Linked DNA regions of Mus musculus: region 2 is linked to region 1. A link is a loop called in an ENCODE intact Hi-C map of the cell type or tissue named here. Cell type or tissue: gastrocnemius. All regions are shown on one strand. Links, peaks and the distances in the headings refer to the core of each region. The heading gives the core; the rest is flanking DNA. Region 1 overlaps Fryl (FRY like transcription coactivator). Region 2 overlaps Fryl (FRY like transcription coactivator).

Region 1 (16,378 bases), core at 3,561-11,560:
TCACTTTGAATCTGGAGGGGCCCTGAGCCACGAAATCCCTGACACTCTCTGTCACTGTCAAAGGCTGGAAAGCCCATTCTCCCGAAGAGCTTCTATAACGTGTCTCTCCGGACACCTTGAGTTTATTAAGCCCAGTGAGACCCATTTTGGGATTCTGACATCCCGAATTGTGAGACGTGTTTGTTATTTAAGATAGTAGTTCTGTGATGTTTTAGTGTAGTCACTGGAAACTGATTTGTCTCTACATACACAGCAGGAGCTGAGCCCACATTTTATTGTCTTCCTATAACCTGCTCCAAACACCCTTAGTTTTTTCTTTCCAGACGAGTGGAGAGACTCTGCCCTTTTTCCTTTGCACACCTGAGTGCCAGAATCCCATCCCCTCCAGTTCTGTACGGCCGTCTCATGCTGTGTCGTGGTCCTCACAGAGCTGTCTCACTTGGAGAAGCTTGATCCTCCTTCCAGCAACCACACTTGCATCTCTGATGAGGTGGATAGCCTCATGCAGCTGCTGGAGCCGACAGCTGCATTGCTTCTTACGTGTGCTCCAGGTCCAGGTTGATAGTGTGTGGGAGCGCTGCTCGAGATGAAGTTAGGAGAGAATAGGGAGATTTGTTCCCTGAAGCATCCTGCTGTAAACAATTAACAAACAATTAAGGTGGCAAAGAGTAGGAAGTGCCACATGACTCAGAGCTGGCTGTGGGGACAGTAGCGGCTTTCATGAGAAGGCATTTCAGGCTAGAACGATGCCCGAATGTCTTGTAAAGGATGGCTGAGTGGGCCTCTTCAAATTAAAGGACCTGGGGACATGGGCTTCAGTGAAATGGTATATGCATTATGAGAAACACAGACGCTAGCTACTTAAGTTGCCTTACATTTTGTAAACATATGAAAGTTCTGAGAGCTGTCATGTGTAGGTGCTGGGACTGAACTCAGGCCCTCTATAAGAGCAGACCGTGCCCTTAACCATTTGTTCACCATCTCAAACTCCAACTTGAAAACACTTATTTTTACCTTCCTTATGTATTATTTATTGAACGTGAACTTGGGTCACTGGGCTAGGTGGCAAGGGCCTTTCACCTTAGAGCCATCTCAGGGCTCTACCTACTGAGCTTTATAAAGTTGAGGAGAGATTTGTGAATTAAACAGAACTCCAGACTTAAGTTCTAGTCAACTGAGGGCCTCAGGACTGATGATCTAAAGTAAGACGATGTCTTGACTAGGGCTCGCCTTAAGGGAGCTTTTTTAAAATTAATACTGCTTTTTAAAAATTTTTTATTCTTCCTGAGACAAGTTTTCCTGTGTAGCCTTGGCTGTCATAGAACTTAATCTGTAATCTGTAGACCAGGCTGGTCTCAACCTCTCAGAAGTCTGTCTCTGCCTCCTGAGTGCTGGGATCAGAGGTAAAATCTCAGTGTGGTTTGAAATTTAGTATAATCTAATCTGATTCATTAGTTACTAGATATATCGGTTACGATGTGCCTGCCACCTGCATCGCTGTGCTGACCTGTATGTGCAGTGTAGAGGCCAGAGGGCAGCGTTGGGTGTCTTCCTCTGTTGCTCCTCCTCCTCCCTCGCTTCTTCAGTCAGGCCCTCTCCCTACGGGCCTGGCCATTGAGACTCTGCAGTTGACCCGTCTCTGAGTCCAGGGCAGATGTAAATGCGCCAAAGCGTGCTTGTGGAGGTCTGTTCTCTTCTTCCACCTCGTGTGATCCTGGGGTAGATATTAATTTGGAAGGCCCCTGCTCAAGTGACTTTGCACACTGAGCCATCTTGATGGCCCTTAATTACATTTGTAAATGAATGTACTATATGTGTACTATATGAACTGAGTAAGACATGTCAAATTAACATCCTTTTTTTTTTTTTTTTGGAAGAGGTATTAAAGTGAGGATAGGAGAATGTACATCGTACATTCTGGAGACAGGAGAACATACAGTGTTACTGGACTTCAGCCAAAGACTGGACACTATTTATTCCTCTGTTGGTAGTGGGTTATTGGGTAGACCACTGGCAGAAAATGTGGCTGGTGGAGTCATCCCTGTAAACCTTCTTGAGTCAGAAGCTGGTGACAGGTGGATGGAAACGTCTAGTGTGATGTTTAAAAGTGTATTTGTGGCGCGTGCGCGCGCACACACACACACACACACACACACACGAAATGATCACTATGCCTATCAAATGCTTGGGTTAAATGAGTTTCGTGGGGTTAACTTACTGAAAATAGCAGCTGTGGCTGAAATGTCAAAGGCTACACGCTGTTTTGATGGGACAGGATGTAAAGTCACATAGATGTGTTCACAAACCATCTGCGCAATTACAGGGATGGGGAGACGTGGCTGAATACAAACAGCACTGGTATTTTAATTACTGTAATAAACTCAGTGTGGACTTAGAAAGCAACACGGAATGATAATCTGGACTGGGGGAGGCCCGGGCTAGTGCTGCATTATTCTGATATTGTACATAAGGCTGTACTTGGTCGGTGTCCTGCATGGGTGTGGCAGTAATATCTCCAAATGGGCCAGAAAACAGAAGACCAAGTGTTGGTGAGGAGACAGGGAAGTTAAACCCTCATCCATTGCTGTGGAAATGTAGGATGGTACAGCTTGCCGCTGTATGCAACCAGCTCACCAGAGTGCCCATGTGTCCCAGATAACCCCATTCCTAGGTGTACACTTCAAAGAAATAACAGCGGTTATTCACAAATACTTTGGACAGCGGGCACCAAATGTAGTTAGCATGATGCTAACTCGTTGGCATGGCTGTGAGCAAAAGGCAAGTAAGATGTAGCCAGGGTGCTTGCTGACTGAGAAAGGAAATGTCGGGTACTCCAGGGTAATGTGTTTTAGAGCACAGTCTTAGCGGGAAACTTGATGGCCTCCAAACACCAAGTGTGTGTTGAGAAGGAAGTATATTGGTTTGGGGAAGAGGTTTGCGCTCTTGTTTGGAAATAGCTTGGCTGTCCATTTAGAGGGTTTTACATCAGTTCAGTACATTGTGTCACTAAATAGAAATCAGCTAAACACCATGGAAAGTCTAGTCTTTCTAACAAACGGTGCTGAGACACCTGGATTCCCACATTCTCCTCCCTCATACTATCCATCAACTAAAAGTGAGCAGATAATCCCAGTGTGAAATATTGAAATTCCCAGAGGGGGAAAGATGTAATGACTGTTTGCCAGGCAAAGCCATTTTGACTAAGACCCAAACCACAAGGAACCAAGAAAAATTGGTAAATTGGTGTTCACTGAAATGAAAGATGGTTGTGCAGCGAAGGAGACTATCAAAGTGGAAGATGACTCTCTAAATGAGAAGCAGCGTGTACAAGCCTGTCACTCATAAGGGACTTGCGTCTAGAGGATAAATAAAGGGCCTGCCAGGTTCAAGCCAGACAGGGGTCCTAGAGACAGGGAAGTGGGCACAGGCCCACACCCCTAACCAAGAAGCTGTACACAGCTGGTACCTGCTTGTAAAGGAAATGTTCGTCTCCTCCATCGGAGCCTCACTTGTATATTACCCACACTGCAGTGCAAGCCCCATGTTAAGGAGTAGATGGCCAATATAAAACAAACTCAATGGTATTTTTGTAGGCTTTTTGACTGATGTTATTTTGTTTGGACACTTTTTTGAAATTGGTCTTTTGCTTGTATACTTTGACTTCTGACTTCATGTCTCTGTGGTGTGTGTGTGCATGTGTTTCATTTTTCTAAAATTTTATTTTTTTAAAGAGAGAAGGAAAGGGCGGAGCTAAGAGTTAAGGATAGGGAGGAACTGGTGGAGGTAAAAGGCGTCAGAATACATTGTACGAAAAAAATCATTTCCAATAAAAGAGGCAGGCAGCCGGCTGTGATGGCACACATGTTAATCCCGTCACTTGGGAGGCAGAAGCCGTCAGATCTTCGAGAGTTCGAGGCCAGCATGGTCTGCAAAGCGAGCTCTAGGACAGCCAGGGCTGTGAGGAAACGAAAGGTAAGTAGCTGAACCTAAAATGATTAAGAAATTCCACGGCAGAAGAGTTCTTAGTAAAAACTGTCAAAGGATGAGTTGGGTGGAGTAGTCAGAGATGTCTAGCCTCATGATAGAATTGAGAATTGAAATCCCCTTCTCCTCCTTCATCTTTCTTCAGCGAAGCTGCAGTCATCCCTCAGTTCTGTCCTTTAATGAAGCCTGCAGGGGCTTTACTTTTCTGTCAAGCTTGTCTTTTTTTTTTTTTTTTCTTTTTTAATAAGCACACAAGTGCTCATTGCAGACTAGTGAGCTGTCCTTACATTCTCTTTCTACTCCTTCAGTGTTCGGGCTCTCTTACTTTTTCCGGTTTTTACACGTATGTATGGTGTACATGTACGTGTATATTCACGTCTGTGAGTGTAGGTGCACGTGAGGCTGATGAGGGGATCATCTTTGAGGGCTCTTCCACCTTATTCAATGAGACAGGGCCTCTCAATCAAACCCAGAGCTTGTCGATGTGGCTAGTCTAAATAGACAGCTCGCTCTGGCGGTCTCTTGTCTCCCCTAGAGGACTGGGCTTGGCTTACTGGCCGACTGCCATCCCTGCCTGTATTTACTTTAGTTCTGGGGATTGGCGCTTTATTCGACACATTGCCCGTTACCCCTGAAGCATCATCCCAGCCACTCAAAAAGGTGTTCTCTTCTTTGTTGTCATCAGGTAGCTCAAAGTCATCACACACACACACACACACACACACACACACACACACACACACACACGCGCGCACACACACGCTTTCATACCTGCCACTGTGTCCCATCTTGCCCCACCTATCATTCTAGGCTGCTTTCATCCGATTGTTGAACTGCAGGTCACTTGTGATTTCCTGACTTTTCTCTTCTTGTCTTGGTTAATGTGTGGGAAGGCAGAATGTGTGGATAGGGTAGGTGGTGTGTTTGGATCTCTCTTCCTTCTTTCCTTCCCCTGTTTCTCTGTCTCTGCTTCCCCAATGCCTGGCTTTTTACGTGGGTGCTCAGAATCTGAACTCGGGCCCTCATGCCCGTCCGGGAAGCACGTTACCAACTGAGCCATCTCCCCAGCCCGTCTTCTCCCTTTAAAACACGTTTTCCACAGATATGGTAGTACCTGTCTGTAGTTCCAGCCCTTAGAAGGCAGCAGGATCGTTACACATTTGAGGCCAGCCCAGGCTACATGGCCAGACCCCATCTCCAAAGATTTAAAAGAAAAAAAAAAAAAAAAAAAAGAAACAACAACAACAACAAAACCCTAACCAAATAAAAAGAAAGCCATCCCCTACAAACAACAATGGCAACAAAATCATATTTTTGAAACAGATAAAAGTTAAAGACAGGTTGTGAGGTAGACCGTGTGAATTGCTGTCTGGATTTTGCTTAGGGCCATTCTGCTCGTTGTTTAGGTTCATTCGTTCAGAACATTTTGTCTGGGCACTTCTTGCTTTCTTTACCTTTGAGTATCTAGACACATCTACAGATAATTTTGGTGACTCTTTTTCTTAGATATATTCATTGTGACATGATTTCATTGTTTTTTTTTTTTTTTTTTTTATGGCTGAATAAAACTCTGCAAATCATTTGAGAGAAGCTCGCAGCTACCACGTGCCTTAGTTGGGGTTTCTCTTGCTGTGAAGAGACATTGAGCACAAGGCAAAGAAAACGCTGATTTGGGGCTGGCTTACAGTACAGAGGCTTAGTCCACTGTCATCATGGCAGGGAGCTTGGAAGCGTGCAGGCAGACATGGCGCTAGAGAAGGAGATGAGAGTTCTACCTGTGGATTGGCAGGCAGCAAGGAAGAGAGAGACACTGGGCCTGACTTGAGCACTTGAAACCTCAAAGCACGCCCCCCTCCACCCCCCCAGTGACGAACTTCCTCCAACAAGGGCACATCTCCTAATAGTGCCACCCTCTATGAGACTATGGGGGGAGGGAAGCATTTTTATTAGTACCGTCACATTGTGATTCTCTGTTCTTACTCATAAATATTTCATCATATATCACTAAACACACACACACACACACACACACACACACACACACACACACACACACACCAGACAAGGACTCCCTCAAGCAATCTGGGGCAATGATTTGATCCTGAGCAGTATCCATGTCCCAGGTTTCCTTCTCTGAGCACCGGATGTTTTCCACAGAACAGCATCACACAGGTGAGGCTGACAGACTGTAGTCACACTCAGTCTGCTGGCATCAGGGGCGCACACGCAGAGTCAAGATGGTATTTTCAAGACTTGTTCTGATAGGAGGAGGTTGCTCAGCCTGAACCTCTCCCTTTCTCAGGACTGAGCTCGAGCTGGGAGTCTGGAGAACAGGCCACGCTCTTGAAAACCAAGTTCAGTTTGGATGCAGTCAGTAGTCAGTTCCCCAGTTAACCCTCACCACCTCCATGTAGCAGTGGCTATCTCGGGTGTGGGTGGTCCATATTTAAACCCACTGATAGCCAGAGACGCCCTCTACAACAACCTTGTACCTCATAATCTTCCCCTTCATCATTTAGGCGGTTCTTCCAAGCTTCTCCCCAGATGACCTTCCACTATGTTCTCACTGGGTTGGCAAAGTCGGGTCACTATCAGCCCGTCACTGTCGTAGGAGAGCAGGAGTACCAGGCTTACTTTAGCTCCCCAGTGCTTTATCCCATGGACCTGAAGGACCTAATCACCATATCTATCATACAGGAAAAATGAAAAAGTAAACTCCTTTCTTTAATCAGAGTAAGAGTGGACGCTCTGTGGCTAGTCAGCCAGCAGCCTTCTTCTGGAATGCTCTGTGCACATCTTCTTCATTCCTTAATTGAGAAAAGACGCTGCACATTTGTCGTGAAGCCAGCCTCCTAATTATTCTGTCTCTTGAATAGAATCCATCCCATTCTTCTTCGGTGGAGTTCACCAAGTTTCTGATTTAATGGGATGAATTGTCTCTCCTGCCTCGCAGCTGCCATCCTGGGACACATTTCTCATTTTGTTCTTGGATCCTGGCCACCGCTTCTTGTGTCTCTCGCTCGAATCAAGCTTTATCCTTTTCCACCCTAGCTTTGCTGAAGGACACCTTCAAGTAAATGGACTTATTCTGCCTTCTTCCTCGATTGACAGCTTAGATAGAAAAGTCTATGCTCAAATAATTTCATTTTGGAAGATTCTGAGTCTCTGTCCTCTGCTACTGTCTGATTTGAAATTAGATTTAAAAAAAAAGGCTTATTTTTATTTTATGTGTATTACGGGTGTTTTGCCTGTGTGTGTGTCTGTGCACAATGGGTGGTATATAGTGCCTGTGGGGGCCAGGAGAGGGTGTAGGATCATCTAGGACTGGAGTTATAGATGGTTGTAAACCACTGTGTAGGTGCTGGGAAGTGGGTGCTCTGGGAGAGCAAGCCAGTGTGTACGTTGAAATTGTACTTTTAACCCTCCCTCCCCCTTTCCACTCGGACTACTTAGGGTGCCCATTATTTTGGTTTCTGTGAACGTTCACAGATGCTCATCTTCGTGGTCGTCTGACTTCCTGTCTTATTTTCTACCTCCTCCTTACTCTGGGTCCCGTAGTCTAGTTGATTTTTCTGGTCTGTGGTTGGCCCGTAGGGTACCCTTGACCTAGGTGACAGCTGCATCCCGAGTCCGTTCCTCTTTGCTCTCGAGGGAGGAAGAGCTCAGTATGTAGGGCTGATGGATTTCTCAAGCTTCTCCTCAGCCTAGAGGCACAGTGTTGACTGTTGCTTGGTCATTTCTGTGTGTTTTGTTTACCTGGCCAGTGATGGTTCTCTGTGTGACCCACATGTCTTGTGTGTCACATGCTGGGAGCGAGGCTTTCTTGGATTCACATACCGACTGGTCTGTGAATAGTGTCTGGTGGGCCCGAGGTACTTGGAGCAGTTGTGGCTGTATTGGGTTCTATAAAGAAGAAAGTAGGAAATGAAAAAAAAAATGCTGTTCAAAACTGTCAAATGCAGAGATCAGACTGGCTCTGTGCTATGTTAATATATATTATATATGGTAAAATATATTAAAATATATTATTATATATTATATAGTATATATTAATATAACTTATATAACACATATAACATGTTTTATTAGTTATATAATAAAATGTATTTTATATATCTATATATAATTATATATAACACATTAGTTATATAATATATATTTATTTTTATTTTTTATTTATTTTTTTGAGAAAGGGTCTTTCTTTGTATCCCTGGCTGTCCTGGAACTTCCTATGTGGACTAGGCTGACCTCAAACTCCGAGATTTGCCCACCTTAAAGGTGTGCTGTGCCACATGCCCAGCTGAAGTCATTATCCTAAGTGATAGTCCATGCGCGTTTCTTCAGGATTCCAAGAGCCCTGTACACTTCACCAGTGGGGAGCCCTGTACACTTAACCAGTGGGTCCTTTGAGTAGCACTGGCCAGGGACAGCTGCCAGGCCTGTGCGTTTTCAGGGACCAGCCTTCATAGTGGGGCTGACTGAATCAAAGAGCTGTGCTAACATTTGATCACAAAGCACCTCCTGGCTGCAGGCCTACCTGCCATGATGCTTCTGTCTCTCTCCTCCGCTTTCCAACAGTTGAGCCTGCCAATGGCACTGGTAGGATTTGTCTCTCCATGCTAGAATGTTCTTAGCCTTGCCTCAGGCGGCACCTTTCCTGAGAGGTTGACCGCAGCTCCTGCTTACCTGTGCTTCTTCCCAATTTTCTTTCTTTTTTTTTCTCTCAGTTTGTTTGTTTGTTTGTTTCTCTCTCTCTCTCTCTCTCTCTCTCTCTTTCTTTCTTTCTTTCTTTCTTTCTGTTTTTTTCAAGACAGAGTTTCTGTCCTGGAACTCACTCTGTAGGCCAGGCTGGCCTCGAACTCAGAAATCCGCCTGCCCCTGCCTCCCAAGTGCTGGGATTAAAGGCGTGCGCCACCACCACCCCACTACTCTCAGTTTCTTACGCTCCAGCTACTTACCTATAATTCCTTGTCTCCTGTCCTCAAAGTGCTAGCTAGCTACAGGAAGTTTAGGGTTCTCCATTTCTTTTTAGAGTAGTTTTTTTTTTTTGATTTATTTATTTATTATATGTAAGTACACTGTAGCTGTCTTCAGGCATTCCAGAAGAGAGAGTCAGATCTCCTTACGGATGGTTGTGAGCCACCATGTGGTTGCTGGGATTTGAACTCCTGACCTTCGGAAGAGCAGTCGGGTGCTCTTACCCACTGAGCCATCTCACCAGCCCGGGTTCTCCATTTCTTGTGCCCTTGCTACATCTCCATTGACGTGGCAGGGTCTGACACCTAGCTGATGTCACATATGTGTACTGTCTGTGTGTGGTTTGAATGAGACAGGCATGTGTTCTCTACAGGTGCTGGATAAGACACGTGTGGGTCAGACCAGGTGAGCTGCCTCTATGGAGTCAGTGTGTGCCTTCTTTGCCTGAGAAATTCTAGTGTTCAGTGAGGCAGGGGATGAAAAAGGCTGAGGCTAAGCATACACACATGCACCCTGCCACTATTAGTTCCTATCAACTTGACATATGTGGGAAGAAGGAATCTTAACTGAGGAATTGCCTCTATCAGATTGGCCTGTGCGTTCATTGGGCACAGCTCTGGGACATTTTCTTGATTTCTGATTGGTGTGGGAAGACCCAGCCCACTATGGGTGGTGTACCATTCCTGAGCTGATGGTTCTGGTCTATATAAGAAAGGAAGGAAGGCTGGCCTGGGGTGGTCCATATGATTAATGTCAGCACTTGGGAGGCAGAGGCAGCCAGCCAGATCTCAGAGTTCGAGGCCAGCCTGGTCTACATAGCCAGTTCCAGGACACCCAGAGCTACAAAGAGAAACCTTGTCTAGAAACACACACACACACACACACACACACACACACACGAAAGAGAGAGAGAGAGAGAGAGAAAGGAAGAAAGAAAGAGAGAGAGAGAGAAAGGAAGAAAGAAAGAGAGAGAGAGAGAGAAAAGAAAAGAAAAGAAAAGGAAAGAAAGAAAGAAAGAAAGAAAGGAAGAAAGGAAGGAAGGTAGACCATGAACCTGGGAGCAAGGAGTCTCTGCTTCAGTTCCTGCCTCCTGGTTCCTGCCCTGCCCTTCCTCAATGACTGCCTACAAACTGGAAGATGCAATAAGCCTTTTCCTCAGTGAGTTGCTTTTGGTCAGTGTTTTGTTGCAGTAATAGAGACCAAACTAGGACAAACGCCTTCCCAGAATGGCTAGCCTCATTTTTCAGATCCTCTGGGCTACAGCATGGTCATACTGTTACAACCAGTTAGAGACCAAGCTGGGAGATGTAACATTTGGGTAGATAGCCATGTGTATAGCAGAGACGCCAACGTCCTATTGCTAACAAAGGGAGGAGAGTGGGTGTCAGTATAATTTGATGTGTAGCGATTTAAATCAGTGAGTACTTAGTGCTCACTCTGTGTTGCGGCTTTAAAAATATTCACATCGCCACCAGAACTTCTTTAGAAGGTCCTTTATTGTGTGTGTGTGTGTGTGAGAGAGAGAGAGAGAGAGAGAGAGAGAGAGAGAGCATGAATGTTGGCACACACCTGCCATGGTATGCAGAGTGCATGAGAACGTTTTCAGGCGTTGCTCTTGCCCCCATCCTGGTGTATATAGAGACAGGGTCTCTGTTGGACTAGCTAGTCCACAGCCTCTGGGAGGAAAACACCTCTCGTGTCTTTGCCGGGTTCCATTTCTCCACAGGAGCTCAGGGACTGTAGATGCTTATGCTGCATCGTCAACTTTGAGATGAGTTTCGAGATTTGAGCTCAGGCCCTCAACCATTTGGAGCAAGCTCTTCTGCCCACCGAGCCGTGGCTCTAGCCTTTAGCATCTCCTGATAGTACACAAGTCACTAACTAATGGTAAGACTAGTTTTAGATTGTTTCATTGTTTCATTCAATACAAGTTTTACAAACTTTGAAACAGTGTTTCCCTCTTGCTTGAATGGCAGCCCTTAGACAGTAATCATGACTTGTTAAAACAGGGTGGAGTTGGCCCAAGCCTTGCATCCCAGCATTCCCGAGACAGAGGCCGGCAGATCTGAGTGCCAGGCTAGCATCCTCTACAGGAGATCCAGGACAGCCAGGGCTACACAAAGAAAGCCTGTTTTGAAAACAAACAAACAAACAAACAAACAAACAAAAATGGGTGGAGACGGATGAAATTTGAGGCCCCTGAGGTGAGGGGCCCCTGCTTCTTTGTGAGAGCCTCAGCATAGAGCATGATTCTTCATCCTGTGTCAGATTGGCTGGTTAATGAGACAATCTTAGGTAACAGCCCCATCGAAATGTCAGGAAGAAGGAAATGAGCTCACAGATTTTGTTTGTTTGTTTAAATCTGAAGAAAATGTGTAGAAATTTGAATAAACTTAAAAAACAAATCCCCAGCCGGGCGTGGTGGCACATGCCTTTAATCCCAGCTCAGGCAGAGGCAGGTGGATCTCTGAGTTCAAGGCCAGCCTTGTCTACAAAGTGAGTTCCAGGACCGCCAGGGCTATACAGAGAAACCCTGTCTCAAGAAAAAAAAACAAAAACAAAAAACAACAACAAAAAAAACCCAAATCCCCTTTAAAATGATCTTCAGCATCGTCAGGCTTTGGTGAGTTTTGAAGTTCGTCACATGATTTACAAACCAAGGATGCCATCACTCACCTTTCTCCCTTGATTTTTTTTTTTTTTGAGGGGGGGTGCGTTTGTGTGAGGAAACTCAGTCCCCTCCCCCACTGTCCACTCCCCTCCCACCTCTGCTACCAACCAACACCCTTCTGTCTATCCCTGATGGATCTCCTCACCAGCTTTCTCCCTGTTGTTGGGTCAGGGGAGGGTTTCACTCTGCTCAGTAGCCGACCTTTCTGTGGTATCTGTACTGTTGTGTGAAGACCCACCCAGGAGCGGTTGGTTTGAAACAAAAACAGTCATCTATTTTGCTCACAGCTATGGGGTTTGCCTCAGCTCAGCCAGGCCTTCCCAATCTCTTAGATTCTCTTTGAGGCTGGCTGCCTGCAAGACAAGCCTGGGGCTTTCATGTGACAAAGGCCTGGGAAGCTTCACACAGCTGGGACTCCCGAGCTGTCCCTTCACACGATCTCTCCACAGGGTGACCTCAGGAGAGCAGGACTCCCACAGAGGTGGAGGCGCTTGGCCTCCAGGGCGGTGCTTCTGGAGACCATCAGTAGCTAAGTGTGCCCTTTTCTGGTACCCCTCAGCTCCTTACCACTTACCCCTTGTTGTTTGTGGGACAGTCACAAAGACTGCAGGGGTGAAGGGGAGGGGCCATGGGTCCACCCTCCTTCCTAGGAGCATCAAAGAATTTGCAGACCTATTTTAAAACCTCTGCCTGGCTCTTCCTCTGTTCTTTGTTCAAATTAGACCAGTCGGTACTGGAGTCATCTAGTTCCTTTTGCTGTGCCACCTAACTCTGGGGACAGTGCTATGTATGTGCCTTTGCTTTATTTAAAAAAAAAAAAATTCCTCCATGCTTTAAAATCCCGCTAAGGCAGATGCAGGATCTCAGCAGTCAGGAAGCTGAAGCAAGAGACCTGTGAGTTTGGGACCAGCCTGGGTTGCATATCAAGATGTGTGTTAAATTTAAAAAAAAAAAAAAGTTAGGCATGGTGACACATCCATAAGACTGAGATAGGAAGATGCTAAATTGGAGGTCAGCATAAAGTACACACTGAGATCCTGTCTCAAGAAAATAGTCAAGCAAAATGACTATATTTCATGAAAACATAATGACGGGGCTGGTGAGTGGCTCAGTGGGTAAAGGCTGTGACGGCCTCATTTCCATCCCAGGACCCATATAATGGACAAGAACCAATTTCTCCAAGTTGACTTCTGACCTTCACATGTGTGCTGTGGCACATACATGCCACCCCCCCCCCCCGTACACGTATGTGTACACCCACAACATAAAGTAAAAATAAGTTAAATAAAAACCAATAGGTACCTATGTATTTTTGGAGGCAGGCACCGTGTGATATTTCGCCGTCGCCGGCATAGCCATCCAGCTCAAAACGTAATTTCTTTGTGTTGAGGTCATTCAAAGCCTTATTAGCTGTTTTTTTTCCACAGTTTTTAATAAATTTAATTCTCTTCACTACTTCCAGTTTCTAGTCCGCATTATTATATTTGGCTCAAGTCTTGTAGAGCTCCGAATCACCTCTTTTTTAACCACTGTTAAGAATCCACTGAATTTAATGCTGGGCGTGGTGGTGCACGCCTTTAATCTCAGCACTTGGTAGGCAGAGGCAGGTGGATTTCTGAGTTTGAGGCTAACCTGGTCCACAAAGTGATTTCCAGGACAGCCAGGGCTTTACAGAGAAACCCTGTCTCGAAAAACCAAAAAAAAAAAATCCACTGAATTTATTAATCCACTCCCTGACACTGAGAACTCTGTGCACCTGTCACCTTTTAATTTGTCATCCCTGGTTCTCAGTCTGTGCCCTTCTTCGTCATTCCCTCACCACTCAGGACACCCAGAACATCTTCTGTCTTCCAGTTGTCCCTTCCTCTGGTATCTGGCACCTCAGTGTGGCTTTCTAAAACTTGATGACCAGTCTTGCTGTCTGACACCGTTGGTCCCAATCCCCGAACACAACACATTCCAATCTCCTTATGATTTGGTTCTAGGAGAATCTGATCTCAGTTCTCACCATTTCCCACCAAGGCTCAATATGGTGTTGCCACATGGGACGTCTCATCATGCTTCCTGTTTCTCTGTAAGCTGCTGCTGCCTCTGCTTTCTAAAGTATATGCATGTGTACTGAGAGTGTATCTGTGTTTGTGCGCACTGTTTATAATGTGTTCTTGTTTAAAAGTACTTCTGGGAATGCAACTATGTTCACCACTATGCCACCAACACACCACACAACCCTTTCTTTGTCTTGTCTGTCACGTCATTTCTTACTGTGTAGGTGGGAGCTACTGGCGATTTCATAGCACATTAATATCTCCGTCATCTGCAAATAGCAACATTGTGGTAAGTGGAGTGAGAAGCTTTCGTTATTTGAAACGATCCCTGTAATTAGACTCACTGTGGGATGGAGTTTGAATTTGGTCATTATTGCAAGTCAAAGGTTTTAAGTCCGGTAGCTTGTTTCACTTTTAGGTAAAGACACATAGATACGTATTCTTAATGCAGTGTGTAGTGTGTCTGGGTGTGCAAGCACTTGTGTGTTTTCACTGTTAAGTGCCCTTAACGTAGTGTGTGTGCGTTTGTGATATTTTTATTTATTCATGTGTTTTTGGGAGGGGGAGCCTGTGTATCCCCTCTTGGCTTTCTGGCTTCTTCCGATGGCTTTCCCGCATCATCTGCTTGCATCATCTTCTCCCTGCGTCATCTTCTGCCCATGTCATCTTCTGCATGTTGGGATCCAGTTGCTCACATCCCTGCTTGGCTTGCCTTTTGCAGCTCATCTCTCGGATGTCACAGCTTTGCTCTACAGCCTTTGATTTTTTCCCCCTTTTTTAAAATCAGGCACATGTAACTAATTTGTTGGCTTTCTTTGTTATTCTATTCTCTAAGATTCTTTGAGGCTCTCTATATAACTTAATGCCTTTGAACACGTAAACAGTAATTAACTTATGAAGGGGCTGGCATTTTGCACTGTGATTTATGATGCTTCTTAGTTTCACAGGCCTGTCTTCCTTCCTCCCTCCTACCCTCCCTCCCTCCTCTCCTTCATTGTATACAACAACTTTATTGAGGTATAATTCACGTCCCATAACATCCACCCTTTAAAAGTATGTCATCCAGGGCTGTGGAGATGGCTGAGCAGTTAATACCATTCACCAGCACCCAGATGGCATCTCAACCCTTTGTAACTCCAGTTCTGGTGGGTCTCACGCCCTCATCTCACCTCCCTTGGGCACCGCACAGATGCTGTGCATATGCAGGGGAACTCTCATACACACAAAAGTAGCTAACAACTTCAAAGAGCATGTCACAGAATAGGGTTAGGCCTGTTTACAGCATTGTGTAATGTTACCCCTCCATCTGAAAACATTTTAGAGCATTCTTATCACCCCTAAAAGGAATTTCTTACTCATTAGCACTCATCTCTCCTACCAATGTCTCTCCTGTGTTGTGTTTCTATAGCTTGAGTCTCCCTCCGGTTTCTTCATATTCTTAGTACACTTATCATCTAGTCAGATGCTAATTTGGATTATATTAGAGTTCGACAGAGCAACTGAACTGTGAACTCTGTGTGTGTGTGTGTGTGTGTGTGTGAGTGTGTGTGTGTGTGTGTAAGGCCAGACAGACATGAGAGATCTTACATCTTAAAGAGTTGGCACCATGGTTGTAGAGACTTGGCAGACTTGGCAGGTCTGAAGTCGGCAGAGTAGGCTGGCAGGCTGGAGACTCAGAAAAGAGTTGCGTTGGTCTGCTGGCCAAGTTTACCAGTCTCCTGGAAAGACCGGTGCTTTTTTTCCAGTCAGGTATATTCACCTGACAGGATGACGCTCGCCCACAGTTTGGAGGCTGTTGGGTTTTGTTGGTTGCTTTGTTTTGAGATGAGGGCCCTGTCTCTTGTCTAGGCTGGCCTTAAGCTGCCAGCGCTCTCTCGAGCCAGCCTTCTGAGTAATGAGAATTACTCACGTATAAACCACTGCGCCTGGCCTGGAGTGCAGTTTGTTTTCCTTCGTCAACTAACTTAAATATTAATCTCATATTAAAAATGTGTCCCGTCACCTTGGCACCACGCCTAGCCAGACTTGACACATAAAATCAGCCACCACACAGATACTTATTCAGAGCTAGTTTAAAATAGAAGAAAGTTGGAAGCCGTAATGGCCCGGAGGATGCCTTTGGGCCCTCACCCCTCCAGGAAGAAGCTTCAACCATAGACCAGCTTCATCCCTTTCTGTAAGCTATCTGTTAGATGCACTGTTTACATTTGGATTGCCTCCCGTGTCAGATAAGCTGCCACAGTCAGTCAGAGACTAACCTAACCAGACACTTCCAGGTGTGCCTACTGACTGGTCTCCTAGGTGATTTCAGGTCCCGTCAAATTGACACACACTAGCCATATTAGCTGGAAATACTTGGCTTCAGGATACCACAGTCAAGGTTTGCCTCTGACCGTCACTGACCTGCCCTCAGCTTTCTTTCACAGTTCATGTTCTTTATCCTTGGGGCCCCAGGACTTCCTTTCCATCTAAAGTATTGTCTTTATGACAGGCCATGCAGATGGATAATCTCAGTTGTTCCCTACAGTAGACCATCTTGGGACGCCTAGCTGGCCTTAGCTTGTTATACACAGGCCAGCGCAATCCAATCATGTCAGTATTCACTATGTCAATGAAATGAAGCACTCCCCCAGGCCATCTCCCAGAAAATGGCAACACTGAAACAAATGTCATTTGACCAAGACTCAGCTCCTATTTCACC
Region 2 (16,378 bases), core at 3,151-11,150, 55 kb after region 1:
TGGTTTTTCTAATAGAAGTACTACTTTAGGGAAAGAAATGGAAGTCTTCCTTTCCTGTTCCTCACCTAGACAGAGTCCCTCCACCCACCCTTACTTGGTCTCGAGTATCCCAGGCTGGCCTTGAATTCACTCTGTAGCTGGGATGATTCTGAATTCCCCATCCTTTTGCCTGCTTCTCTAGAGTGCTGGATTAAAGGCGTATCCCACCGCTCTTGGTTTACAAGGTCCTGGCCAATGACCCCTTAAGTCTTACAGTCTAGGAGCAAGGGCAGGAACCTGACTCCAAGCAGATGTGAGCTAGCTACTCCTTCACAGTCATTTCCCCTGTTGTCTGTAGGGACGGACGGCTTTGCCCCGTCTTTAGAAATGTTACATTTCGCATCTATTTTCATGTCCGTTACTGGAAGAGAGCAATTGTGCGTGTGTGTGCATTGCTGAGCGAATCTGAGTTTTGAAGTTCTGCTGAAGGCTTCTGAAGTTCCATACAAGCAGAGTTACCTGGGCTGCTTCTGCCTTCTCTGTGTTCCCTTTGTTCCTGTCCCTCGCTCTCCTGTCTTTTCCTCCCACAAGGCAGGGAGAGGCCTGAGTGGGCGCTAGCTCAGGTTTTAGAGCCTTTCTGTCTTCTGTCTGTCCCCATAACATCGAGGTCATGGGATTAACCCCTTGTGCTCTTTTACCATATGGAATGGATTGTAGTTATTTCAAAAACAGGGTGTTGGTGACTACATTTATTACAGTTTATGATTCATTTCTCAGGGTTTTAACGTTATGTTTTAGGTGGATCTGTTGCCAATGACTTTTTTTTTTTAAGATTTATTTGTTATGTATGTGAGTACACTGTTCTCTCTTCAGACACACCAGAAGAGGGCATCGGATCCCATTACAGATGGTTGTGAGCTACCATGTGGTTGCTGGGAATTGAACTCAGGGCTGTTAACCACTAAGCCATCTCTCCAGCACCTTTTGATGACTTATTCTAGGTTTTCTACTATTGTGAAGAACGCTTGAGCTGGAGAGATGGCTCAGAGGTTAAGAGCACTGACTGCTCTTCCAGAGGTCTTGAGTTCAATTCCCAGCAACCACATGGTGGCTCACAACCATCCGTAATGAGATCTGACACCCTCTTCTGGTGCATCTGAAGACAGCTACAGTGTACTTAGATATAATAATAAATAAATAAATCTTAAAAAAAAAAGAACGCTTGATTCTAAAGGGGATGTGTGTGTGTGTGTGTGTGTGTGTGTGTGTGTGTGTATATGCACATGTTTAAAAGTCTAAGGTTTTCACTGGCTCAGCTTTACAGTCAGTGTAAGTTGTGAGATCTGGTAGCAAATTTTCAAATTGATAAAAATTATTTTTTGAGTCCAAGTTACTCTCTTGCACTCAAGATCTTAAATTTATATGAGGAAGATACACCCCAGAACAAAGCGAATTTATTTTTTTACATTATCACAGTGAAGGCTGTCAGAGTCTAAATGTTAAACCTTATCGAAGGCTAAGCATTTTATGGCATGGGTCTATTGCAGTTAACACCCACTGTGGAAGGGCGCACAGATGTGGCCTGCAGTTTCAGACCGACAGTGTTCGGCCTGTTATCAGCACAAACAGTAATGTCCTAAAAAATCAGCCTTCAAACAGCTGGTGGCCGGCCGGCTGGGCTTTAGTACCGCCTAGGCTCACATGACGTCTCTTTGCTCTTTGCCTCAGATAGTATAGCCCTCAACGAGTCATCAAGGAAGTTGGTCCCTGGACCTGTTCTTTGTGCTTCTGGCTCTAGTAATGTAGAAGAAGCACCCTAAGATGGATTTTTTAAAGAGAGTCGTGCCTCCTGTCCTCTCGGGAGACCTGGTTTTGGATATCAGAGAGAAGATTGAAGGAGACCCCCCCAAATTACTTAGGGTGCGAAGACTGTGTTCAACTTCCTCTGAGAGGACAGTGGGTGACCCAGGCGAGAATAAGTGTTGTGGAAATCACGATGACAGATGTCTACATCAACAAATGGGTAAAGTAAAAAGGCGTTGCTTTAGTTCTTTCAAAAACTGTCCCAGGAAAGTAAGATTTAAGTATTAAAAATATGTCCTAAGGAGGCAAGCAAATGATGAGAAATAGTGTCAAATCATCAAGCCTGATAACTCCAATGGTCTTTGGGAAATATTCTGAGGAAGTGTTATTTAAAAATGTTATTAAAACCCATGGGGAGGGGCCAGAATAAGATATGGAGTCTGATCTGTCCACTATAAAAGTGACTTGTTTTTTGTTTTTTTATTTTTTTAAATTAACTGCTTTGTTGTAAAGATAACAAGTGTTTAGGTAGGCTGTATCTCATGGTGGAACACAGCCTGTGGAAGGTGTCTTGTGAGATGCTCAACCCTTCAGAAGCAAACAAGCTGCCGCAGAGCACCCAGGGTCCCCCCTTGCCATACTACATGCTTGTTGCAGAAGTCAGTTCTACACAGGGCAATGGCAAATGGGAAAACACTCAGTTTGAACTTCCCAACCGAGGCGTTCTGAATCTTTGTTAGAAGTGTTTAAGCCGCAGCGTTCTGAGGGCCCTGGTGCCTGCCCTGCTGCTGACTGCCTCCCAGCTGTGTTTCTGTGTCATTTAAAACCCACCCGAGCTCGTGGGGAGCATGGGGCAGGCTCAGTTCATCCTTTAAGCATGAGCATGAGTAAAATTTACTGTGATTCCAGTTTTGAGTCACTAGAATATTACATAATTATTCATTTTTTTGTGTCGCTTCATATCTGCTGGTGATTGCTTCTTTGTGTAAATGTCCACGCACTTTTAAAATTGGGGCAGGCATTGTGATATTACCTTTAAGAGAGTTTCCAGTTTAAATCTCAGTCAGGATTTTGCAGCCTGTTACTTCGTATTCTCCCTGATGTTGTTTCATATCAGTTTTAAAAAGTACAGTTCTATTTACGAGAAACCATAATATCTGTTTTAAATGCACCAATTATGTAAAAGAATGGGGAGGTGGGGTTTTCTTTTCTCTCTCTCTTTCTTTCTTTCCTTCCTTCCTTCCTTCCTTCCTTCTTTCCTTCTTTCTTTCTTTCTTTCTTTCTTTCTTTCTTTCTTTCTTTCTTTCTTTCTTTCTTTCTTTCTTTCTTTCTTTCTTTCTTTCTTTCTTCTTTTTTAAAATAAAGAAAATACAGATTAAGACTCACAGGTTTGTAATCCTAGACACTGCAGGGGTGGAAGCCAGAGGCGGGAGACTTGGAAGTGCATACTATACCGCAATCTGCTCAGGGTACACCTGGGCTGCTCCAGGTCCTGTCTCCAATCAGAGACAGATCCTTCCTCTTTGGTGACTGGCTTTTGCACACAGCATCTGCAGGTCTATGTTGCTGTCCACGACTTCCTGGTATCAGATCTTAGCTGTTTTGATGTTTCTCACAATTCCAGAGGGCGAGGAAGGGCTAGAGTCACCGAGTGCTACCTTTTGTCTTGAGTTAAACCCAGAGATTGAGCCAGTACACCCTCGAGTCCGGCAGTGTGTGTGGGCTCTGCATGCAGTTTGTGCCAGGTGTTCGAAATTCACTTTTCCTTCTTTTGCTTTCAGTCCTGAGACACTTAAGTTTTTCCTTATTGCAAGCCACACCTGACTTGATTGGAGTTGGCATTGACTTGTAGCATGCCACACCCGTTTCTATGGTTCCCTTTATTTCTGAGCTTGACCTGCGGTTGCTCCTGCCATATGGCCACACTTTGTAGCCACCGTTCACATGCTACAAAGTGTACCGATCAGAGGTTTGCAATTAATGTTAACTAAGGACAATGCCAGTAAGACTTTCTTTTTCAGCTTTTATTTGTGTGTGTGTGTGTGTGTGTGTGTGTGTGTGTGTGTGTAGCACACATAGGGAGGTCAGAAGACACTTTGTAGACTGTTTCTTCTCCTTTCACCTTTATGTGGGTTTCAGGGATGGCCCTGAATTGTCAGGCTTGTGTGGTAAGTGCCTTTATTTGCTGAGTCATCTTTCCAACCCCAGGTTTGTGTTGTGTTTTGTTTTGTTTTGCTTTGCTTTTTTTCTTAAGTTTAGTTATTTGTGTGTTTGTTCGAGTGAGTGTGTGTATGTTTCTGTGTGTGTGTGTGAGAGAGAGGGGGGCTGGGGGGAGGGAAGAGAATGAATGTGGGTATATACCACAGCCTGCACGTGGAGATGAGAATCTAGAATTTGGGACTTGGTTCTCATCTCCCACCATGGGACCTGGGATTCTAGCTCAGCTCATCGGGTTGGCTTGGGGTGGTTTTCCCCAGGGAGCCATCTCTACCACCCCACCCTTAAATAATGATATGGGCTGGAGAGATGGCTCAGCAGTTAAGAGCACTTGCACCTCTCCCAGAGGACCTGGTTCAGTTCTCAGCACCCATGTGGCAGCTCACAACTGCCATCAACTTTAGCCCCAGGGGGATCTGAAATCTTTCTGGCCTCTGTGGGCACCAGGCACGCACATGGTGTTTATACACTCAGGCATTCAGGCTCCCACATATACATATAAAATAAATATTAAAAACACGACAGTTTCCTCCCTCCCTCCCTCTTCTTGTCCTCCCTCCCCACTGTCTCCCCACTTCACTCCTAATGGGTTAGTCAGATTTTCTGTCATAACAGGATATGTGAGAAAAGCGGTTTAAGGAGAAAGAGACTACAGCATGCTAAGCACTAAAGGAAATATATATGACCTCCCTACATCCGCCCCAGGTTAAGGGATCACTTGGAAGAGAGGGGCGGGAAGAGAGTTAAGAGCCAGAAGGTATGACTGACCGACCACAAGGAAACATCTGGACACAGCAGGGCAGCTGTTCGTAGGAACTTACAACCTTTGCGGCAGTGTACACGAGACCTGTGCAAGCTGAGAGCAGACTGAGTCCCAGCAAGGCAGGCACACAGTCTCATCTCTGTTCCTTTTGTCGCAGTTCCATTACCTTGACAAAGAGTGAGTCTAGCATCAAGGCTTCTTTGATTCCACACTGTGTTTTCTGTTATAGTTGGTCTGCATGCTTCAAATGTTTCTGGTTCCTGAGACTCAGCTGTACCTGCAAATCCTTGGTTGGATTTTCTATAAGGCTAGAAACAGAAATGAAGGTTCAAGTGAATAAGTATGCAAGAATCCCTGTGAGCTGGTGGCTTGCCAGCCCGCCCCCAACCCCTCCTGTCATGGAATAGTGTAACCAAGAAGCTATGAACATTACAACTGGAACTGTTTATCTAGGAGGTGTTGGAGTTTTGAAACATACTCGTTGTTTTAAGATAAGGTAATACACTGGACTAGCTGGCTGGCGCTTCCTGTATTGTTCTCTTTTGCCTTGAGCTTGGGGCAGCAATCCTCCTGCCTTGACCTCCTTAGTGCTAGGATTAAAGGCGAGAGCCTCCATGCTCGGCACACTTTCTTTATTTACTGAAAGGAGAAATTCAGTGTATGGAAAAATTCTATGAGAATAATGGGTGTGTGTGTGTCTCTGTGTGTGTGTGTCTGTGTATGTGAATCTATTCTTGTAGAAAAAAAAACTGGTATGTTATACCATATTCCTTTATAAATCTTTTTATCATGAGAGGCAGAGACAGGTGGATCTTTGTGAGTTTGAGGCCATCTTGGTTTATTTAGTGAGTTCCAGGATAGCCAGCGCTATGTAAAGAGAGACCCTATCTCAAGAAACAAACAAACAAAAAAATTAAAAATTACATTTACTTATCGCATGTATGTGTGCATGCATGTGGACTGAGTGCACATATGAAGGTCAGAGGTCGACTTGTGGAAGTCAGTTCTCTGTTCCATCTTGTGGGTTTCTGGCTTGGTACTTTGCCCACTAAGCCATCTCACCTGCTCACTGACAGAGTTCTTATTCCTAGGGGACATTAGACAAGGTTGTGATGTAAACGCATGATTGTCTTCCTGTGAGAAGATCCACAGAGAACAGTCTGAAATACCACCTGTCATGGTAGAATCATTTGTCCATGCTTATGACTGGACAGAAGTACACATGAAGCGAACATGTTCGTAGGTCATGCTTTGAAGAACATCTCTGCTTTTAGACTTTTTTTTTTTTCCTCCCAGTTTTGAACTTTCTTTAATGTTATGTGGACTAATACTTGGAAAACCCTGATGGACATTCTTGAGTAGCCTGGTGTATTGACCAGTGTCTCCTGCTGGTAGCGCTTCTCCGGCCCCCAGCAGCTGGTGACTCTCCTTGCCAGCTTTCTCTTCCCAATAGACTGAGCTGGCTGTTGTTTTAACCAAGCCTGTGTATACCAATGTCAACTTCTTGTTATGATTACATAATTAATTACGCATTACATAATACGGTAAAAGATGAGAGTGGAAAGAGGGTTGGTTTGGTATAAACAGAGGTGGACACTTTGGCTGGGCTCCAGGAAGGTAGATTTTTCTAGAGGAAAAACAAAACCGTGCGGTAAACAGGCCAGAGCAGTGTTAAGGACTGGGGATTGACCACTGAGTACTCTCCGAAACTGAGCAGGGTAGTCAAGTGCATGAGGCTTTGGTCTTAGGCAAGAAGGACAGTGGTGTAACCCACAAATCCAGCCTAAATGACAGGGCCCTGGCACTGTGTCAGAAAGCTGGGGATTAAACATGACTTAAACATTTGAAGTTAATGAAGTTAAAATAAAACCTCGGTGGGTCTCCCCCCTCCCCCCAAACGCCACCCCCCTCCCCTATCCTCTGATTCCTACTTGAATAGAGCTTTTAAGTTAAATGGTCAGGTAGCCTACTTGTAAAGGACTCTCCTGTGCACAGCTGAGTCATGTTATGATATTGCTAAAGAAGTATGTCACTTGTTTGTCACGTCTAGTAGGTATCAGAACGATCAAGCACATGCAGTCATCTCCTATTCACAAGATGCTTCAGCATCCTTCTTGGATAGCATCCTGATCATGTGACTCAAGACTGATCCCAGGGCTGGAGTGTGCAGTTCAGTAGTAGAACTCTTGCCCAGTTTGGGTTTGATCCCAAACACCTCAAAAAGAAACAACAGAAAACATAGTGTCCCTGCTGTCACATTTATTAGTGAACTATCTCTAGGCATAAGAGTTAGTGGGAAGAAAATGTGGCTTACTGGTTGAGAATGTACCATACCATTTTTGATTTGGATAGCCACCATGTAGAGAGCACTGTGACTCTAAAGTACAGGCTGTGTGTTTCTGCACATTTCTTTATAAAAGCTACTGAGTCCGTGGGTCACCAGGATTGGGTTATTTTTCTACTGATAGGATTAACCTTCATTTTGTTATTATTAATGCTGTTTGGAGTCAAGAGGAAGTGTTGGGTGAAGGACAGAAATGTGCAGTGTGCTGTTACTGTTGCATTGTATTGGAACCCACAGCTAGGCAAACATGTTACTACTGAGCTGTATTTTCTGCCCCCTGGTTTTTATTTTGAGACAAGTCTTCCTACATTGTCTAGACTAGTCTTGAACTCACTGGGTAGCTCAGGCAAGCCTTGAATGTTGGATCCCCCTGCCTCAGCCTCTAGTCGCTTGACCTCAGGCACTCACCAGCAGATTGATCAACACTGACTTTTTATAATCAACTCCGAGCAGGGGCAGTGATAGGTTGAATAGAACAAATATCAGCATTTAGGATAGAAGAGATGTGTGAACACTTAGCACAAAGTGAGACCTTGACTTCAAAAAAGGAGAGCGGGAGGACAGGATGGACAGAGAGGGCATTACTTCTTGGGTGTGTTCTGGAGTTGAGAATCTAATAGTTGTTTAATAAGTACTCGTTAGATGTGTGAATATTACTGATCTTTGTTTCCATGATTATAGAAAGTTAGCAAAAATGATGCATTGCTCAATGAATGGTGGTAAAAGTTATTTGAAAAACCTTTGGGCTTTTGATTTGAAGGTAGATGAATCCCTTGAATGTATCCTTAGAGCACTGTATCAGAACACATTTTCTAGGACTGTGTACCTCCTTCTTTGTTTACACATAGTTCCAGAGTGATGTACGGCTTCGTGGAAGCCCTCTGGAGCTTGGGTCACAGGGTGTTTTTGCTTCCTCCTTTGTCTACACCGTGTTGTCCTCCAAATAGCCATTGTCAAACAACTGTGTGAGTCAGAAGTTAGTTAGACCGTGTTCCATCTATAATTTCTCTTGGCTGCTTCCCCAGCCTGGTCACTCTGTGAGGAGAAGCTTCATTTGAGACTGTCTCCCCAGGCTGTGCACAGGTGCATAGGTACAGAGTGGGAACGAACACTTAACTGCAGGTAGCATTTGGTAAGGATCTTTATTTCAAGGATTTACAGGAAGCGCACTTGAAGTAAAGATGGGTTCATTTGCCGTCAGTTCCACTGCTATGGCTGGCCTGAGTCACATGGCTAACACTGAGCCAGTGGAGACTGCTGTGGTGATTCCGGCGGTTAAAATATTGTCATGTGCCGTGTAAGGATGTTGTGGTCAGTGATGGACACATGTAGTGGTAGTGGTTGTATAAGACTGATCACTTATAAGTCACTTTTATTTCCTTAGATGAAGGAATAAGATGAGAGCCAAACCCAAGCTGTGTGAATCCAGGGCTTGGGACTAGTCCCGGGCATTTCCTTCTCTGTTCCCACTATCCCCAGGCCTAGGTCTGGAAGCTTCTAGCTTCTCATTTGCCAAGCTGGCTGATGCAACCCAGCTGCTCTTGGTTTCTGACTGAATTGTTCTTTCTAGCCTCATACCAACTTTGCTAATGTGTTCTAATCTTCTAGCTCCTTCTCATTCCCTGGCTTGTTCTGTCTTCATCTGTGTCTAGCTTATTTTCTCTGTAACCTGTGTCTGTAAAGCTGTCCTGGTAAAACTGTCCCCACCACCCACCACAGCACATACCCTTTTTGTTCTCTCGATACTCTTTTTTTTTTTATTTTAAAGATTTATTTATTATTATATGTAAGTACACTGTAGCTGTCTTCAGATTCCAGAAGATCTCGTTACAGATGGCTGTGAGCCACCATGTGGTTGCTGGGATTTGAACTCAGGACCTTTGGAAGAGCAGTCTGGCTCGTAACCACTGAGCCACCTCTCCAGCGCCCCCTCTCGATACTCTTAAGTAGCCTCCCTTCCCCTGCTGTTCTTGTGAGTTGGGCATATCTTGTCTCTGACTCAGTCTGTCAAATCTTTCTCTGATTTGTCACTTTGTCTGCCCCTCAATTAGATGTCACTTTCAAACGTGGCTGCTTCCTTCTAGAAAGTAACCTTACCTTTATTTTTAGGGATTAAAGGCCTGTGTGCGCTAAGGGCGTGCCTGTATTCCAGTCAGATTATACTATAATCCAGGATGTGTCACATTCTGGCTGGATCATATCTTTGGATGGGATCCCTTGAAGGAACACCCACATAGCTGGATTAAATTTCCTCTACAGTCACTGAATGATGTCCTAGCCATCCTGGTTTACGGTAAATACTTTCAGTGATGTTTACAGAGGGGCAAAATTGCCTGCCACCAGGTTTCTCTGACTCTACACCCCGCTGTAGAGCAATATTAAGCAATGTGTGTCTGTGTTCCTTGTATCCAGGTGTTTAACCATTATTCCAGGTCTCTTTCCTTACTTGCTTCTAATACTTTAGTCCTAATCCACTCAGGACCCTCTGAATTGGTCCGGATTTCATTAGCTAGAAGGGGTACTGCCTACCTTCCTGGTCAGTGGTTTATGTAAGAAGCAAAAGGGGAAAGAATTATATAATCTAAGGTTAATTTAAGTGGAATAAGAGAAATATGCATATGAGTGCTTAGTTAAGCACCTCTGAAATAATATAATCTATATAGCTTAGATTTAAAAGTCATACCAACATGAATAAGACAATAAAAACAGAGACTGGTTAGAATCTGTGGGGTCAGCAGATTTACTTAGGGGTAGATATTTGAGTGACAGATATCACTGTCAGACAGGACAAACACATACCACCAGAGCAGAAAACTAAGCAAAATACGCTAAAATAAATAAATTTATTTATTTTAGAATTAGAATCCATATGCTCGCCTTAGACAGACGTGGTTCAAAACTAGGTTGTGGTGAGTAAAGCTGAAAACATAAAAGACTAGACCAGTCTCCAGTGTGCTATGAAGAGAATTCAGGGAACAAGGCATGTCCCAGAAGCTACCTGGGCGCAGGTACAGACTGGGTTTGTGCCTTCGGGTTGAAGGGCTACACTTGGTGGTTACAGCCTCAGTGGGGTGTGGGACTCTCCAGTGCGATGCCTCCAGGCCATTCCCCTGACCTCACTCCTCTGCCTGCTTGTTTCTGTTAGTCTATTTAACATAAAAATATTAGCTCTTGGAGGATTGTATTGACCTGGCTTTATGTGAGGAAACTTCAGAGCTCAGGTCTATACCATGTGGTCGGGAAGCATCCGGTGAGGGCTGGTTGAGGAACTGGAGGCTGCTGTCCTAGGCGCCTGTCTTGTATGTGCCAAAGCAGAGCAGGCGCCTGAAGCGGTACTTAGCCCACTGATTTTTCCTCCTAGCCAGAGAACATTGCTCAGAGAGTACTGGTTCCTGAGCAATGGTAGCCTTCTATTAGTTCCAACGTCACAGAAACAAAACGATCCTAAAAGGCAGAGGAAGAGAGAATCTTGCATCTAGCAAGTGCAGATCTACAATAACAAACTTTATCTATGAAAGCCTAGAGAGTAAGTCTCTCAGGTCTTGTAAGCTGTGTGTCTCTATTATCAATACCCAACCTAAGCTATGGGCCAGGGCAGCCACAGATGACTCATGAGTGATGACTGTATGAGACATATCCCGGTGTGACTTTGTTTACAGAAACACAACAGGCTTGCCCTAGGAACCAAAGTTTTCTAATAGTTAAAATATAATAGAGAAAAGAATATTGCTGAGGTCAGGGAACAGACCTAACCTCGCAATGGACGCCGGAGGCTTTGAAGCAATATAGCATTATATTTCCTTGTATTTTATTATTTTATGTAACCCTTGCGAGAGTGGTTTTTTTTTTCTTTTTTTTTTTTGTCTGTAGCAGGATACCAGTTCGATATCAGTTACCTCATATTAAACTTCAGAGACTATGATAAGTGATCGTAAAGTCTCTCAAAATTAAAATCAAAACAAGACAAAACAAAACAGACCCCTGCGATCCTGTGGCAGTGTGAGCAAGGCCAGACGGTATATTCTTTAAAGATAACATCTGTTGTCTCATCTCATTCCCTCTCTGCCCCCAGTGCCCATGTGAAGTTCTGTTATTGTCAACCAAGCCGGTCAGGGTCCATCTCACAATGGAACCCTTTGTCTACCAGGCGGGAGTTAGGCTTCCACCCTCCCCGTCCTGCTGTTTATGTGGATAGAATCCACCACGCTATCATTTTTCAGTCATAAAGTTTATTGAACCCGATCTGGTTCTGCGTCCTGTGTTAAAAATATCTATGCTGGGAGTGGAGGTATGAACTGTGATACCAGCAAGTGGGAGGTGACTTGGGGCATAGGAGTCCACAGCAAACTCAAGACTAGCCTGGGCTACATGAGACCCAATCTCAAGAAAAGAGCAAAGAAGAAAAAGGAGAGGGGAAGGGAAGAAAGGGTTCATTATAAAGGGAAGTTAATCTCAGACGAAGGTGATTTGGTTCTAAAAATTAGAATCCATATGCTCGCCTTAGACAGTTTATTTTTCTAGATTCTGCATCTATTAAATTAAGCACGTCGTTGTCGATTGATTTAAATTGCTAAGCAATACAGGTGTAGATTATTCATAGTTGCCTGCTCCAATTTCTTCCTGTTCTTTCATGTAGCCCTTTGATGGGTTTTCTGCTTTTCGGAAGTAATTTAAGCTCAGGCTGGTCATACAGTCTCTTACACTGTGTGTGGAGGAAGTACTAGTTAGAACATATTTCCAGCTCCCTTGATGAAGAAACCTGTTAAAAATTCTCATTATTCTTAGTCTTCTCAAATTCCCCATTCTATTTTAAAATCGAGTTAAAAGAAAGTTAACCTTGGGCTGGAGAATGGCTCAGCTGTTACTATCATTTCCTGTATTTGCAGGGGATCTGAGTTTAGCACCCACATCAGGTGTCTCATAGCTGCCTATATCTCCAACCCTAGGGATGTCAGATCCCCTCTTCTGGTCTCTGTTGACAGACAGACAGACAGACAGACAGACAGACACACACACACACACATGCAAATAAAAATAAAAACCTTTAGAAACAAAGTGACTATAAACACACTTTAAAATAGTTCTTTTTGAATATACTTGTCTGTATTGTGTGTGTGTGTGTGTGTGTGTGTGTGTGTATGCACGTACACAGGAATTTTTGCACGTATATACAGAGGCTAGATGTGACTGTCAGGTATCTTTCTAACATCTCAGGGGAACTCAGGGGAACTGGAGTGTACTGCTTGGCCAGCAAGCCCTGGTGACTTTCCTGTCCGCCTTCCCAGTCCTGTGATTACAGGCATCCGACTTATTTTCAGGTGCTGGGGTTTGAACTCGGGTCCTCATGCTCACACAGCAGGCACATGGACTGAGCCATCTCCCTAGCTCCTTTAAAGTCTCACACTTCAGTGTGCTTAGTTAAGACTTACACAGGAGCCACTTCCATACCTATAGTCAGTCCCAGCACTCTGGAAATAGAGACAGGAGGACCACAAGCTCCAGGCCAGTCCAGACAGTATAACAATATGGTGTCTCAGAATACAACAAGAGTTAAAACAAATCACTCAGGGAATCCGACTGAAAAGCGAATTCTGACTTTAGAAGATTGAAAATAGGGCTTTAAAGAGTATTACATTTTTGAAGTTAGTCTCTTTCAAACACAGTGCCTTGTGGTTCATGTTAGTCCAGCATGTTTTGGGCCAGCCCACTCCGTGGCTCTGACTAGTCTCTGTCCTTTCTTTCTTCCTGATCCTGAATCCTGATCCTTTGCTTCTTCGGTGTGAGGTTTTTTTGTTTGCTTTTGTTTCTATTTTGTTCATCAGTTTTTCCCTTTTCCAATGGAATATTTGTCCTTGCCCGGAAGGACTGGCTAGCTGCAGTGCAGGCCTGCATCTCTGCTCCGTGTATGCATGGGGCACACAGGTGAAAGTTCACTAGGGCTACTAATTCTTTCATCGGGGCAATCCACATATATGTTACTTGTTATATAAATATACGTAGGGTAACAGTTCTTTAAAAATATAAATTTTAAAGCCTGGATCCCTACTAATGTGTTCACACCCTGTTCTTCAGGTAGGTGGGATTCAGCTGAGGGCTTCTGGGATCCTGAGAATGAATTTACGTGAATGATGAGCAGAAAGAACAGACTTTGGTTTCATTCAGAAATGACGTCTTAGCCTCCTGCCAAAAGATGTCGAATTGGTATGGTTTGCAAGGGCAAAGAAGAAGGTCTGATTACAGGGTCTGGACTTTTCCTTTCAGAGCAGAGGAAGCTTGCTCTTTTTTTTTTTTTTTTTTTTTTTTTTTTTTTGGCAAAAGATTAAAAAAAGAACTGAAAGGGAAAGCTCGGAACAAGTTCAGCTATTAATAAACAGCCCCGCCAGGAGCACAGCAGCGATTGTACCTCGTGGTACCCATGAGAAGTGTCATTGTCGCTCCATACCTACCCACTCCTGGGAGAACCAAAGTTTGCTTCCCCAGGATCCATACAAGACAAGCGTGTTGGGGAGGAGACTGAGAGGAGAGTCAGGAGGACCCCAGGGCTTGATGGCCAGGTGGTCTAGAAGACACTTGATGTTGACCATTGACTTCCAGCCTACACACAGACACACACACTCACACTGCTTATATTCAAAGTTTTTTTCTTAAAACGTATTTTATTTATTTAATTTATATGAGTACACTGTAGCTGTCTTCAGACACACCAGAAGTGGGCATCGGATCTCATGGTTGTGAGCCACCATGTGGTTGCTGGGAATTGAACTCAGGACCTCTGGAGGAGCAGTTGGTACTCTTAACCACTGAGCCATGCCTCCAGCCCTACATACAGATTTTTAAAATGGGTTTTAGGTTGTTGATTTGTAAGTATAATGTCGTGCTGTGTATAAGCTGTGGCACTTTTGTAAAGGTTATCTTTATTAGAAGCCATATACCTGTGGTCAGAAACCAGGCTGATCGTTGTCATTGGATTCGTTTGTTTTCTCCTGTTCTGATGAAACAAGGCAGCTTGTAGAAGAAAGGGTTTATTTGGGCTTACAGTTCCAGAGGGCTAGGTCCACAGAAAGAAGAGAGAAAGCCCACTGGTACTGACAAACCTCCTCTAAAAAGGCCAACCCACCGACCCAAACAGTGCCACCAAGTGGCAAGCAAGGGTTCAAATGCCCAAAACTGTTTGAGATGTCTCCTTCAAACCATCACAGGAGTGTAAGCAGTTAATTCTGGACATGACCTGAAACTTGTATTGAAAACCCTGGGCAGAAATCAAGGTCATTTTGGCTTGTGGTTTATTTCGTCTCTCACAGGGCTACATTTGAACCAGTCTTCTTTGTTTTTGAACGTCATTTTTGAACATCTCGGCCTTACCCGTTTTCATCAGACCCATAAGGAGATATCAAGTAGAGGGAAATGGAATCAGAGTCCTCATCGACGTTTTGATTGCCTCTCCCCTTCATTCTTATCAGCATCTTTAAAAAAATGTCATCTTCCCTCACTGCAGCACTTTAAATCAACTTCTTTTCCAAATTGCCTCCAAAAAAACCCTACTTGGCCTTTTGACCCAGTTTCTCTCATGACCTTTCTCCAATATTTTGTTCTTTACCTCAGCATTCAGTCTGCATGTTTCCATTTCCTGGAGACTCTTCTCAGGCCAGTGGAAGACTTGAGGGAGTCTCAGTTAAAGCTGTCTAACTCACTTTATCCATGCCTGTTTTGTTGATGATAAACACGACCGTCCACTCTTCAGGTCCAGATGCCTCATTGACAGGATTTAGATTTGACGGTGTTCCTCAGGAGGTCTTCCCTCTTCTCCCTTGCCTTGTGGGACCCCAGTTTTTCCACAAGTAACCCTGTATTGCCTTGTACTTAATTACAACTTACAGTTTCATAAGGGCTCCTTTGTATGTGAGAACCCCACTTCATGTTCACAAATGAAGCCTGTCTTTGGCCAGGGCATGAGGATCTGTGTTACATGATGTTATCTTTTGCAGTGTATAGACCATTTATATTTAATGGAGTTAGTGACACAGGGTTAAAGTGTCTTATAAAGGATGTATCTGATACTCACTGGTAAAGGTAAAATCAGTTTCCCTAATGGAGCTCATTAGCCACATTTCAGGGCAGGCCCCATGTCCAGAAGTAGTTGGCTAAAATAAAGCAGATTCGGTGATATTTCTATAGATCCTGTGTGTCGTTTTGCTTTGCTTGGACATTTTTTTCTCTTATTAGTCTTTTACTTGTTTGTTTTGGTTTTCTTTTCTTTTTGTGGGGATTTGTTTGTTTGATTTTAGAGATAAAAAAAGAACATGAAGTTGAATGGGTAGGGAGGTGGGGGTGATCTGGGAGGAACTGAGCAAGAGGAAACATGATCAAAAATATTTTGCATGAAAAACGTTTTTCAGTAAAGAATAAAATTAAAATAAATCTGTTTAGTTTTTTTTTTTTAGATTTATTTATCTATTCATTTATTATTATATGTAAGACTGTAGCTGTCTTCAGACACTCCAGAAGAGGGCGTCAGATCTCATTCCGGGTGGTTGTGAGCCACCATGTGGTTGCTGGGATTTGAACTCAGGACTTCTGGAAAAGCAGTCAGTGCTCTTAACCGCTGAGCCACCTCTCCACCCATCTGTTTAGTTTTTTTGGTCATGTTACCACCCTCCCTATTTCTTTGTCTTTGGAATTTCTTATCTCCTAATACTCATACTCTACCATGAGCGCATTTTCTCTTTCTTCTTTTAAAATTCATTGCACTGGAGTTTGCAACAACACATCTCAGGCTGGAGTTTGCAACAACAGAATGATGTTTTCCATGCGATGAATGCAGTGATGCCTGACATGTGTGTTCCTTCTCCACCCCCTTTGTGTCGGGCTGATGGAGTAAATTCTTTTCCAGTTTTACTTCAAATTTTAAAACAGTTATGTGTAGACATATATGTCAGTATGTAGATATATGTGTGTATATATGAATTCAGGTGTCTAGGGGGGGTCAGAGATGCTAGATTCTCTGGAGCTGGAGTTACAGATGACCGTGAGCCATCTTACATGGATGCTGGGGACCAAACTCAGGTCCTCTGGGGCAGCAGTAAGTGCTCTTACCCACTGAGCCATTTCTCCAGCCCTGGGGTAAAATGTTGGATTTCTATCCAGGAATACACCGTGAGTGGTCTTTGCTTTAATTAATTGATGGTGCGTGCTGGGGATTGGGCCCAGGCAAGCCCACATCCACTGAGCTACCTGCTCAGCCTGTCAGTTGCTTTTGGAAAAAAAAACATTTA

What was found. Hi-C counts contacts between places; a loop is a spot of excess contacts. Peaks named below come from ENCODE experiments on the same cell type or tissue, not always from the same donor. Only the 100,000 strongest peaks of a DNase experiment are listed, where the experiment ranks them.
Region 2: it touches region 1 in a loop (1.8-fold over the local background); 1 of 42 quality-filtered maps calls a loop at or near these places.

The regions. Positions count from the first base shown.
Region 1 is chr5:73,232,721-73,249,098 of GRCm38, reverse strand. All of the region lies in intron 1 of Fryl (FRY like transcription coactivator), which reads left to right. Among named protein-coding and RNA genes, the nearest start is that of Fryl, 16 kb to the left of the region's middle. In gastrocnemius, for the core only: no CTCF peak of the experiment used is centred there; DNase peaks (open chromatin) are centred at 4,530 and 8,502; H3K4me3 peaks cover 481 bases; H3K27ac peaks cover 1,148 bases.
Region 2 is chr5:73,177,240-73,193,617 of GRCm38, reverse strand. The region is part of intron 3 of Fryl (FRY like transcription coactivator); the gene reads left to right. Among named protein-coding and RNA genes, the nearest start is that of 1700071G01Rik, 28 kb to the right of the region's middle. In gastrocnemius, for the core only: no CTCF peak of the experiment used is centred there; a DNase peak (open chromatin) is centred at 6,545; H3K4me3 peaks cover 75 bases; H3K27ac peaks cover 523 bases.